Linked DNA regions of Homo sapiens: region 2 is linked to region 1. The links are chromatin loops, found by intact Hi-C in ENCODE. Cell type or tissue: CD4-positive, alpha-beta T cell. All regions are shown on one strand. Links, peaks and the distances in the headings refer to the core of each region. The heading gives the core; the rest is flanking DNA. Region 1 overlaps NIF3L1 (NGG1 interacting factor 3 like 1). Region 2 has its middle 6.7 kb from the start of FLACC1.

Region 1 (5,386 bases), core at 22-5,021:
TAGGACAGTACCTGGCACATAGATGATACCTAATTAATGTTTTCTGAACCTGAACTAAACAGAAACTACAACAGAACTGGGGACTTACTGCATTCTTTGTGGAGGGATGAAATCATTGAACAGTTTATTACATTATCTCAAAAGTTAATGGTCAGCATTTATTTTACCTACATTCTTCCTAAACTGTCCCAAACCTCTCAGATTTCACATCAGTGGGATACTTTCTACCCTGTCACCTTAGCTAGGAAATGGTTCCTTTTACTCAGCCTAAAGCCAATCATCAATTCCTATCAATTCAAGCTCCCAAATCTTTCTAGAATCTTCCCCCTTATCTCTATCCAGGCACCATCTCCTACTTGAAGTACAGCATCAACCCTCTAATGGTATCTTCCATATACTCTCCTGAAATTAACTTTTCAAAGTGCAAATTTGATGGTCTTGATTAAAAAGACTTCAGTGATTTCCTTCATCTGTCTGGTGGAGCCTGAACATTGCATCCCCTTTCCTGTACCCTTTGCTTATGCTGTTTTCTCTGGCTAGAATGCCTTTTCCTTGTACTCCTAGTGATAAGTGAACACCCCCTCTGAGAAGCCTTCTCTGACACTGTCCTGCTCCTGCCTCTTGTGGGTCCCTATCACTTTGTCCTTGACCTCCAATGTGCACTTCTGTTGGATAGTAATTGTCTGGCTGCTGGGCCTTATACTTTCTCATTTAGGATACTACCTAATAGGTCCTGGCTAATTTTTATTGAAAGAATTACTTTATGTAGTTACTACTCAGGAATATGGCCAAACATGGCCCCTTACACCTCCAAAGGATTTGGAGGCATTTTAAGGGGTTGCCACTTTGTTTACCTCCTCCTTCTTAGGGTTAGGAGAGAATGAGTTAAAGAATTACTTTTCCCACTTTGAGGACCAGGCTCTAGGCTCTTAGCCCTCTGGCCATTCCTTTGGCTACTTCCATGCTTCCCTTGCCTCCCACACCCACACTTTGTTATATAGCACACTCTCTTACAAAGGCTGCTGCACTCAAAGCATTGTCACATCCTGAAGTACCGAGGAGCAGCATCTGAGCAAGCCTGATGGAATTGCTCTAAACCAATAAATTGATTTAAAAAAACAAAACATGTATGTGACTATTACTTATTTTATATTTTCTGAAGATAAAAGATTTTTGTAAGCCCTTAAATTTCTACCAGATTAAAGTGAAATTTCAATATGAATATCTTACAGTATTGTGTCTGGCTATTTTAAAATTCATTTTAGCATTTTACTTAGGAATTTCAGACCTATGCAAAAGTTGCAAGAATAGTATACTGAACTCCTATATGCTCTTCACCTTGGTTACTATGGTTATATTCTGCCATATTTGTACATTCCCTATGTGCATATTATATATGTGTCTATACACATTTGTGTTTGCATGTATAGATACATAATATATACAAGTTAAAATATGTTCTATATATATATTGATGTATTTCCCCTAGGACCATTTTGTAATCAATTGCAGACATGACAATTTCTTTACCTCTCAATACTTCAGTGTATAGTCTAAGAACAAAGACATTCTAAGTCCATGGAACAATTATCAAACATGGGAATTTAATATTGTTAAAACACTTACTTGATATACAGTCCATATTCACATTTTCCCAATTGATAAAAGCTTATAGCATTTCTTTTTCTGATCCATATCCAGCCAATGATCTCACATTGCATTTAGTTGTTGTTAGTCTCCTTCAGTCTGGAATAGTTTCTCAGCTTTGTCTCCATAGCATTGACATTTTTAAAGAGTATAGGCTCTTTGTTTTGTGCTTCTCTCTCAATTTGGGGTATCTGTTTCCTTATACTTTTTTAAAAACTAGTTTTTTAAAACAATGATAAAGTATAATGATACGTGCATAAGATAAATTCAAGCAGTTCCAAAATGTTAAAATGTCCTTCCTATCTGGCTGTGGGGAGAAATAGAAAATATATTATCCGGCTAGCATTAGCTGTCTCTGGTCTGTGAGGCATCACTTTTGAGTATAACTTCAGAGATGTGAAGCCCCACCTAAAGGACCTCTGCTGAACTTCATCACGCTTCCTGTGAGCCTGAGGCCGTGTTCTCATTGTATTAGGTTGTTAAGGGTAATACCCCGTAAGACCAGCAGATGGGGAGCCTGCTCCTTGTAAATTAAGTTCTCCCATTTGTCTTTTCATTCTCCATTTGCTTATTCTTTCCCAAGCTGCCATCCTGGGCCAAGCTTTTCTTTCCATTGGCTTCAGCTATTATTGCAGGGTCTTCACTGATTTCCCCCCTTTCATGCCTTCTCCAGCCAATGAATTTGTCACAGTACAGGCAGCCAGACTTACCTTTCCTAAAACAAGGCTTCCAACTGGGCCATCTTAGTGTCTTTTTCTTGCTTTTTACTTCTACTATTATAGATTAAGATGTTTTAAAAGGTGCTTGAATAAAAACTGTTCCTTATAATGAGATGACACTTATTAGGAGGAGATTGTGGGGAACTAAAAAATTCTGGAATTAAGAAAACTCATTTTTTTACTTATAGGTGTTTTCTTATGGGAAAATTAAAAGAGAACTCATTTTTTTCCAAGAACCCTTTTTTCTTAAATTTATATGCCCTTCTGTCTCTAAATACAGTTCAAAATTGTACTTTTTAAAGAACAAACCTAATTGTACACAGTACAGTTTTGCTCTTAAATTAGAAGTCATCAAATTCACAAACTGCATTTTAAGAAATTCAGAATATTAGGCTGGACATGGTGGCTCACGCCTGTAATCCCAGCACTTTGGGAGGCTGAGGCGGGCAGATCACTTGAGCCCAGCAGTTCGAGACCAGCCTGGCCAACGTGGTGAAACCCCATCTCTACTAAAAATACAAAAATTAGCCAGGCATGGTGGTGGGTGCCTGTCATTCCAGCTACTCGAGAGGCTGAGGCAGGAGAATCACTTGAACCCAGGAGGCAGAGGTTGCAGTGAGCTGAGATCGTGCTACTGTACTCCAGCCTGGGTGACAGAGCAAAACTCCATCTAAAAAAAAATTAACAATATAAATTAAAAATTCAGAATATGAATTTTCCCCAAATCTTTTCACAACAGATGAGATTCCCTCCAGAGTTTCTAGGGATTTTGCTTAAGTCAAAGAAAAATACTTTGTTTTTAACCTGGAAGTAATCTTAAATTCATTTCATCCTTATATATTAGACTAAGTTGACGACAGAAATACTGGTGCTTACAAAGCATAAGTCTGCTGGGCAGTATACATATAATTTCCTCCAGAGGTATTTATTACTTACATAAGAGGCAAATTTTCTGAAGGCCTCATTTTACTTGGCAGTGATCATTCATTTTACCGTGGAAACACTTTGAATGGGTGTTTACAGATCTGGTTCTGGCCAGATATGTTGGATTGGATAATTGCCTTGGGGTCTGCTAAGGAAAAAGAAGTTGGAATTCTCAGTGGGATGGATTTTATTTTTATATTTTCAAGATAGTCTTACTCTGTCACCCAGGCTGAAGTGCAGTGGTGCAGTCTCGGCTCACTGCAACCTCCAGGCCCTGGACTGAAGCTATTCACCTGTCTCAGCCTCCTGAGTAGCTGGGATTACAGGCACGCACCACCACGCCCAGCTAATTTTTGTGTTTTTAGTAGAGATGGAAGTTTCACCATGTTGGCCAGGCTAGTCTAGCACTCCTTAGCTCAGGTGATCTGCCTGCCTAGGCCTCCCAAAGTGCTGGGATTACAGGCGTGAGCCACCGCGCCCAGACTTTTCTCTCTTTTTAAGTTGGAGGACATAAAAGAAAACTGTACACTACTTTCTAGATTTATATGTAAAACAGTTCTGCTCTATTACATTCACTTCATATAGACTACAAACTTGGTATTTCTGCTTTTGTGTTTCCTCATTCCACAGATTCCATATTTAGCATTTAAGAATTTGCTCTTCCCTTTTTGGTAGGTGAGATGTCCCATCATGATACTTTGGATGCTGCTTCCCAAGGAATAAATGTCATCCTCTGTGAACACAGCAACACTGAACGAGGCTTTCTTTCTGACCTTCGAGATATGCTGGATTCTCACTTGGAGAATAAGATAAATATTATCCTATCAGAGACTGACAGGGACCCTCTTCAGGTGGTATAATTGCAGAAACATCAGGATAACACATTCTACAAATCAGCTGGATGCCAACTTAAATTTGTAACATGAGTCAGTGGGACTGGTGTGCTTCCAGAGAGTGTCTTCGAGGGTATCATCATTTCCGGTTTGTTAATCTTATTCACCAAATGTTCTATCGCTCGTAAGGTAAAACTGTAATATAACTACCATATTAAATAACAAATGTTCATTATAAACTCTAGGAAAGATTGAATAAAATCTGTTTACTTAACATTCTTTGGAAGGAGCTCAAGTGATTCTGTCCTTAGTTTAATTGTAGATGGGATGGATCCATTTGGGTATCTCTGCCCTTGGTTAGTTAACATTATGCTTGAAAAACTTGGGCTTGAACACTTCTAGGTAGTAGCCTTTTTGCAGTGATAAGAAGTTCTGTTTGTCCTTGTTCCTAGTTCTGCCTACATTCCAGTCTCTCACCTAAATTTCAGAATCAGAATGAGATTTATCAGGATGTTGTTTTGAAAATATGTATACACAATCATTATTCATATTACTGTTACTTTATTGCTTTTTAGATGACTTACCTGTAATTTTTTTTTCTTCCACAGTCCTTTGTTCCCGATTTCTGCTCTGTCACTTCCCTCTCCTGGCAATGAACTTGGCTGCCGCAGGCAGGGGGCAGGGCCAGGGAATGAAATTCCAGAGCAGAAAGAACAAAGTCAGATATCTCAAAATATCATCCTGCCCCATTTAATCTGGGCCTTTTATCCATGTGGATGCCCCTTTCTAAACAGCACCTGCGCTGGGCTGCGAGGCCCCTGCCTGCCTGCTGCTGGTTGGGCAGGGCAGATACACCTTTCTCCACCTGAGGACTGCGTTCTCAGGTAATCTGGCTAAAGCAATATTCCCTCCATTTTAGGCATTCTTAGATTGCTTTTATGATTTGTGCTATTTTACCATACCACATGTAATTTTTACTTCATGCTTTTGTGTAAAGCAACTTTTTCTCTTTTTGTTTATTTTTTATTGTGGTAAAATTCACATAACATAAAATTCGCCATTTTATTTTCCTGCCCCCCCCTTCCAAAATTCACCATTTTAAAGTATACAATTCCGTAGCTTTTAGTACATTTACAGTGTTGTGGTACTGTTACCACTACAGTTCCAAAGCATTTTTCATCACCACAGAGGGAAGCCCCCATTAAGTAATAATTCCCTCCTCCCATCCCCTGGATCCTATTTCTATGGATTTGTCTATTTTGG
Region 2 (5,386 bases), core at 85-5,084, 460 kb after region 1:
CAAGATTTGTGCATAATGAAATATATTTTCCAGTGGTGCTGAGCACCCATTTTTTGCTTCTTTTAATGCCTTAATTTGCAATTCCACAGGTATTCGCATACAGGAATGGTATTTGCAAGAGCTACATATGGTGGCTGAAGAACATTGTGCAATATGCATCCTGAGTACCCTTACATTTATATATATGTAGATCTAGATGGAACATGAAGCCTGGTACCAACTCTTCATATTACTGGATAGATCTAAAGATTGTTTGAGAGATGGTAAAAACAGCCATAGAAGTGGTAGTGAATTATATGAAATTAAAATACTCCATAGCATTTTCTGGCCTATCATAATGTTTGAATGTGATGTGAAAATCTTGCTTTTGAACAACTTAGTGATTTTTCTGAGAAGGCAAGACGATCAAATTTTGTGAAACAATACTTTGATTTTTATATATTTGGGTTTTCTGTATTTTTCATCATCTCATAACACCTTCGGGGTGCTTTCTTCATAACTTCTTAAACTAAAGAACAAAACACTTCATGCTATTGCTGGCACCATGACCTGCCAGCCAACAGTTGTATTTCAGCATCTTTTCTGAATTTGCACAGTAACATTTGCTCATTTGAAAATTTTGTGGTATTTTGGCCCTTAACTCATAAAAACTAATGAAAAACAGAAAAATAAAACTTACTATTAGCCTAACTCAAATTTAATATAGTGAAACTAACAATAGAAGTCAACAGGATGCTTAAAGCCCCAAATCTTAAACCTCATCAGAAGGTTTTTTGGACTTAAACACATCCACTAGTAGTCATTTGTGAAAGAAAACACAATTAAAGATGATGAGAATAGCACTAAATTTGATATCAAAGTAGAGTCTCAAGCTTCATTTCTCACAAGATGGTCATAATTCTAAATGGATACTGAGTTTTTTTAAAAAAACAGTTTCTTTTTTTTTTCCAAGATGGCAGATTAGAGTCTTTCAGTGTGCCTTGGCTCCTTGGAAATAGCAAGATAGTGTGTAAAGATCATCTCTGTGGGTTTTTATCCAAAAAGGAAAATGGGAATCCACTAGAATTGTGAAGGACACCCCAGATGCCAGGGAGGAGAATGTGGACAAACAGCCCCAGTGATGGCATGCAGCTGATAAAAATGAGTGAAGCCCTAGTACATGGGAGAGGCAGACAGCCTCCCTCTATGACTCACCTTTCCACTTGGGATCCAGGCAACCCAGGCTGAGGGAGAGCACTTTGTTTCTCGCAAGCTCTGGAGCTAACTTGGGGAAGCGGCTTGGAAACACTGTGAGGAAAAGACATAGAGAAAAGCTGCAAACATTTTCCCAGACTCAGGACTGAAAGCAGGGTGCCATTTTTAATCCAGGCATTCTTTGGTGACCTAGCAGTGTGGCCACACAGGCATTTTAGTCTTGGGTCAGCAATTGGAGCACCTGCTCTGGCTTAGGGTAGGAGTCTCCATAGCCAGAACTGTGCAAAGAGCCTCAGTAGTAGGTGCAGGGATTGTGCTCTCCCGCTTTGCAGGCCTGAGGTGGGAGGAGAGCTGCTACAGCTGCAGTTTCTCCTGTGTGATGAGACTTGCAGCCAGGGCTAGCTTGGTAACCTGGAACTAGTCTGCATATGTCATTGCAGGGTGACCCAGCCTGCTCCCCTGAGATTGTGGTGCAGCAGAGCCCTCTGCTCCACCCTCAGGCAGAAATCCAGGCATTTGGAGCACTTGCTTGTCTGGACCAGCAGCCTGAGCTGCCTCACCCTTCATGGACATAGATTGTGGTACAGCGTGGCTCTCTCTGCTCCACACCCAGGCAGATCTCCAGGTATCTGGAGCACCCCCTTCCTTGGATCAGCAGCCTGAGTTGTCCTACCTTTCCTGTGTATAGATTGTGGTGCAAGGGTGCCCTCTCCACTCCAACTCTAGGCAGATCTCCAGGCATTTGGAGCACCTGCTCACATGGACTAGCAGCCTGAGTGCCCTACCTTTCCTGTGCAGAGATCTGGGTGTGGGAAAGCCCTCTCCATTTTGCACCCCGGCAGATCTCTAGGCATTAGGTGCACTTGCTCATCTGGTTCAGCAGCCTGAGCCGCTGCCCCTCCCCATTCCAAGACATAGATCATGGTGCAGCAAGGCCCTCTCTGCTCCATGACCAGGCAGATCATCAGGCATTCGGAGCACCCATTTTCCTCGATCAGCAGTCTGAGTCACCCAAACCCTCCTACGCAGAGGTCTTGGTATGGGGGGCCCTCTCTCCTCCATGCTCAGGCAGATCTCTAGGCATTTAGAGCACTCACTTGCCTGGAACAGCAGCCTGAGCACCTCACCCTTCCTGTGCATAGATCCTGGTGCAGTGGGGCTCCATGCCTAGATAGAGCTCCAGGCATCTGGAGCAGTCACTCTACTGGATTAGTTTAAGCCGCCCCCATCCCTTTGCAGGGAACTTGGGGTCGAGGAAATTTCCCAAGCATCTCTGGGTGCTTGGTAGTGGCTACCCACTGCATTCTCCCTCAGTGCTGGTACTTGTACCTGCCATCAGGGGACCTGTAGTTGGACCTGCCTAGTCCAGCTCTGCTCATTTTGGCCCCTCCCTCCCTGTGTCTGAGCAGGGAGCTCAGACCACTATGCACCCCATGAATCAGCTCATTGCCTGAGGTAACAGAGCTTTTCCCCATAAACAAGGATCAAGTATATACTCAGTCACATTGGCCATAGCAGGCTCTTACCTATTAGCACCATCTACTGGTTTGTAGGTTGAACTGCACAGCCCAGTATAAAACCTGCTGACAGAAGTGAATAGGGTTATAGAAGCAAAGCCAAAAGACCCTACCCAGCATTCTTTATAGTCACACTCCCTAGAGAGGGGGGAAAAGGGAAAGGGAAAGAAAAAAAACCCCAATAATATTATAGGGACAGAAGGAAAAATAAATAATCCTAACCTATATGAAAATACTATAAAATTAAAATGCCAGCATCTCCAGATGAGAAGGAATCAGTGCGAGAATTCTGGCACCATGAAAAATCTCAATATAGTGACACCACCAAAGGATCAAACTTGCTCTCCAGCAATGGTCTATAGCCAAAATAGAAACTCAGAAAGAACGGATAAATAATTCAAAGCATGGATTACAAGGAAGATCAATGAGATCCAAGTCAAGGTTAAAAATCAACAACACAAAACTTCTAAAGCAATCCAGGAAATGAAGCAAGAGATAAACATCTTATAAAGAAATCAATCAGAGCTTCTGAAGTTGAAAAACTCACTCAGGGAATTTCAAAATACAATTGAAAGCTTTATCAATAGTCTGGACCTAGCAGAAGAAAGAATTTCAGAGCTTGAAGACTGATCTTTTGAGCTAACTCAGTTACACAAAAATAAGGAAAAAATAATTTTTAAAGGTGAACAAAGGCTTTGAGAAATATGGGATTATGTAAAACAACCAAACCTGTGAATTACTGGCATTCCTGAGAAGGAAAAAAGTGAACAACCTGGAAAACATATTTGAGGGAATAATTCAAAAAAGTTTCCTTAATCTTGCTAGAGGTAGACATCCAGATACAAGAAATCCAGAGAACACCTGCAAGATACCATACAACATGAGCATCACCAAGGTATATAGCCACCAGACTGTCCAAGGTCAATGCTAAAGAAAATATATATATATATATTTTTCAAGATGGAGTCTCACTCTGTCACTCAGGCTGGAGTGCAGTGGCATTATCTTGGCTCACTGCAGCCTCCTCCTCCTGGGCTCAAACGATTCTTTAGCCTCAGCTTCCTGAGTAGCTGCGACTACAGGTGCATACCACCACGGCCAGCTAATTTTTATATTTTTAGTAGAGACCGGGTTTTGCCATGTTGGTCAGGTTGGTCTTGAACTCCTGACCTCAAGTGATCTGCTGACCTTGGCCTCCCAAAGTGCTGGGATTACAGGTGTGAGCCACCGCGCCCAGGAGAAAACATTTTAAAGGCAGCTAGAGAAAAAGGTCGGATTGTGTACAAAGATAATGCATCAGGCTAACAATGGACTTCTCAGCAGAAACCTTACGTGCCAGGGGAGATTGGAAGTCTTTTTTCGGCATTTTTAAAGACAAGAAATTCCAGCCAAGAATGTCATATCCCTCCAAATTAAGCTTCATAAGCAAAGGAGAAAGAAAATATTTTCTAGATAAGCAAGAGCTAAGGGAATATGTTACCACCAGATCAGCTGTACAAAAGATTCTTAAAGGAGTTCAAAACACGGAGACGATAGAATGATATGTGCTATCACAGAAACACACTTTTAAGAACATAGCCCACAGATCCTATAAAGCAACCACACCACAGAAATTGCAAAACAACCAGCTAACAATCTCATGATAGAATCAAAACCTTGCATATCAATATTAACCTTGAATGTAAATGGTTTAAACACCTCACTTAAAAGGCACAGGGTGGCAAGTTGGATAAAAAAACAAAAGCCATCCATTTGCTACCTTCGACTGACCATTGTCACACATTAATAACATCCATAGGCTCAAAGTAAAGGGTTGGAAAAAGATTTACCATGCAAACAGAAAACAAAAAATGGGTAGGGGTTGCTATTCATATATCAGATAAAACACACTTTTAACCAACAACAGTAAAGAAAAGGACAAACGATAAAGAGTTAATTCAACAAGAAGACTTAACTACCCTAAATATATATACAGCCAACAATAGAGCAACCAGATTCATAAAACAGGTACTTCTAGACCTACAAAAAGACTTAGCCACACAATAGTAGTGGGGGACTTCAACACCACATTGACAGCATTAGAGAGATCACTGAGGCAGAAAACAACAAAGAAATTCTAGACTTAACTTCAACACTTGACCAATTGGGCCTAATAGACATCTACTGAATATTCCACCCATCAACCACAGAATATACATTCCTCTCATCTGCACACAGAACAGACTCCAAGATTGACCACATGCTTGGTCATAAAGTAAGTTTTAAGAAATTTAAAAAAAAAATCAAAATCATAACAACCATACTCTCAGACCACAGTGGAATAAAAATAGAAATCAGTATCAAGAAGACTGTTCAAAACCACATAAGTACATGGAAAATAAACAACTTGCTCCTGAATCACTTTTGGGTAAACAATGGAATTAAGGTAGAAATAAAAAAATTCTTTGAAATTAATGAAAACAGAAACAATATATCAAAATCTCTGGGATACAGCAAAAGCAATATTTAAGAGGAAAGTTTATAGCAGTAAACACCTACCTCAAAAAGTTAGAAAGATCTTAAATTAATGATCTAACATCACACATAGAGGAAACAGGAAAAGAACAAACTAATCCCAAAGCCAGCAAAGAAAAGAAATAAGTCAGAGCAGCACTGAATGAAATTGAGACCCCAAA

What was found. Peaks named below come from ENCODE experiments on the same cell type or tissue, not always from the same donor. Only the 100,000 strongest peaks of a DNase experiment are listed, where the experiment ranks them.
Region 2: a loop joins it to region 1, with 2.4 times the contacts of the local background. A loop is called at or near these places in 8 of 110 quality-filtered maps.

What each region holds. Positions count from the first base shown.
Region 1 is chr2:200,899,529-200,904,914 of GRCh38, forward strand. NIF3L1 (NGG1 interacting factor 3 like 1) reads left to right here. Exons shown (of 7, transcript NM_001369441.2): 7 at 3,966-4,397. The coding sequence ends at 4,150. Among named protein-coding and RNA genes, the nearest start is that of NIF3L1, 13 kb to the left of the region's middle. In CD4-positive, alpha-beta T cell, for the core only: CTCF peaks have their summits at 2,096 and 2,297; a DNase peak (open chromatin) is centred at 2,113.
Region 2 is chr2:201,361,400-201,366,785 of GRCh38, forward strand. It overlaps a transcript of FLACC1 not described here. Among named protein-coding and RNA genes, the nearest start is that of FLACC1, 6.7 kb to the left of the region's middle. RefSeq lists an enhancer at 2,468-2,517. In CD4-positive, alpha-beta T cell, for the core only: CTCF peaks have their summits at 2,775 (motif pointing left) and 2,976; a DNase peak (open chromatin) is centred at 2,732.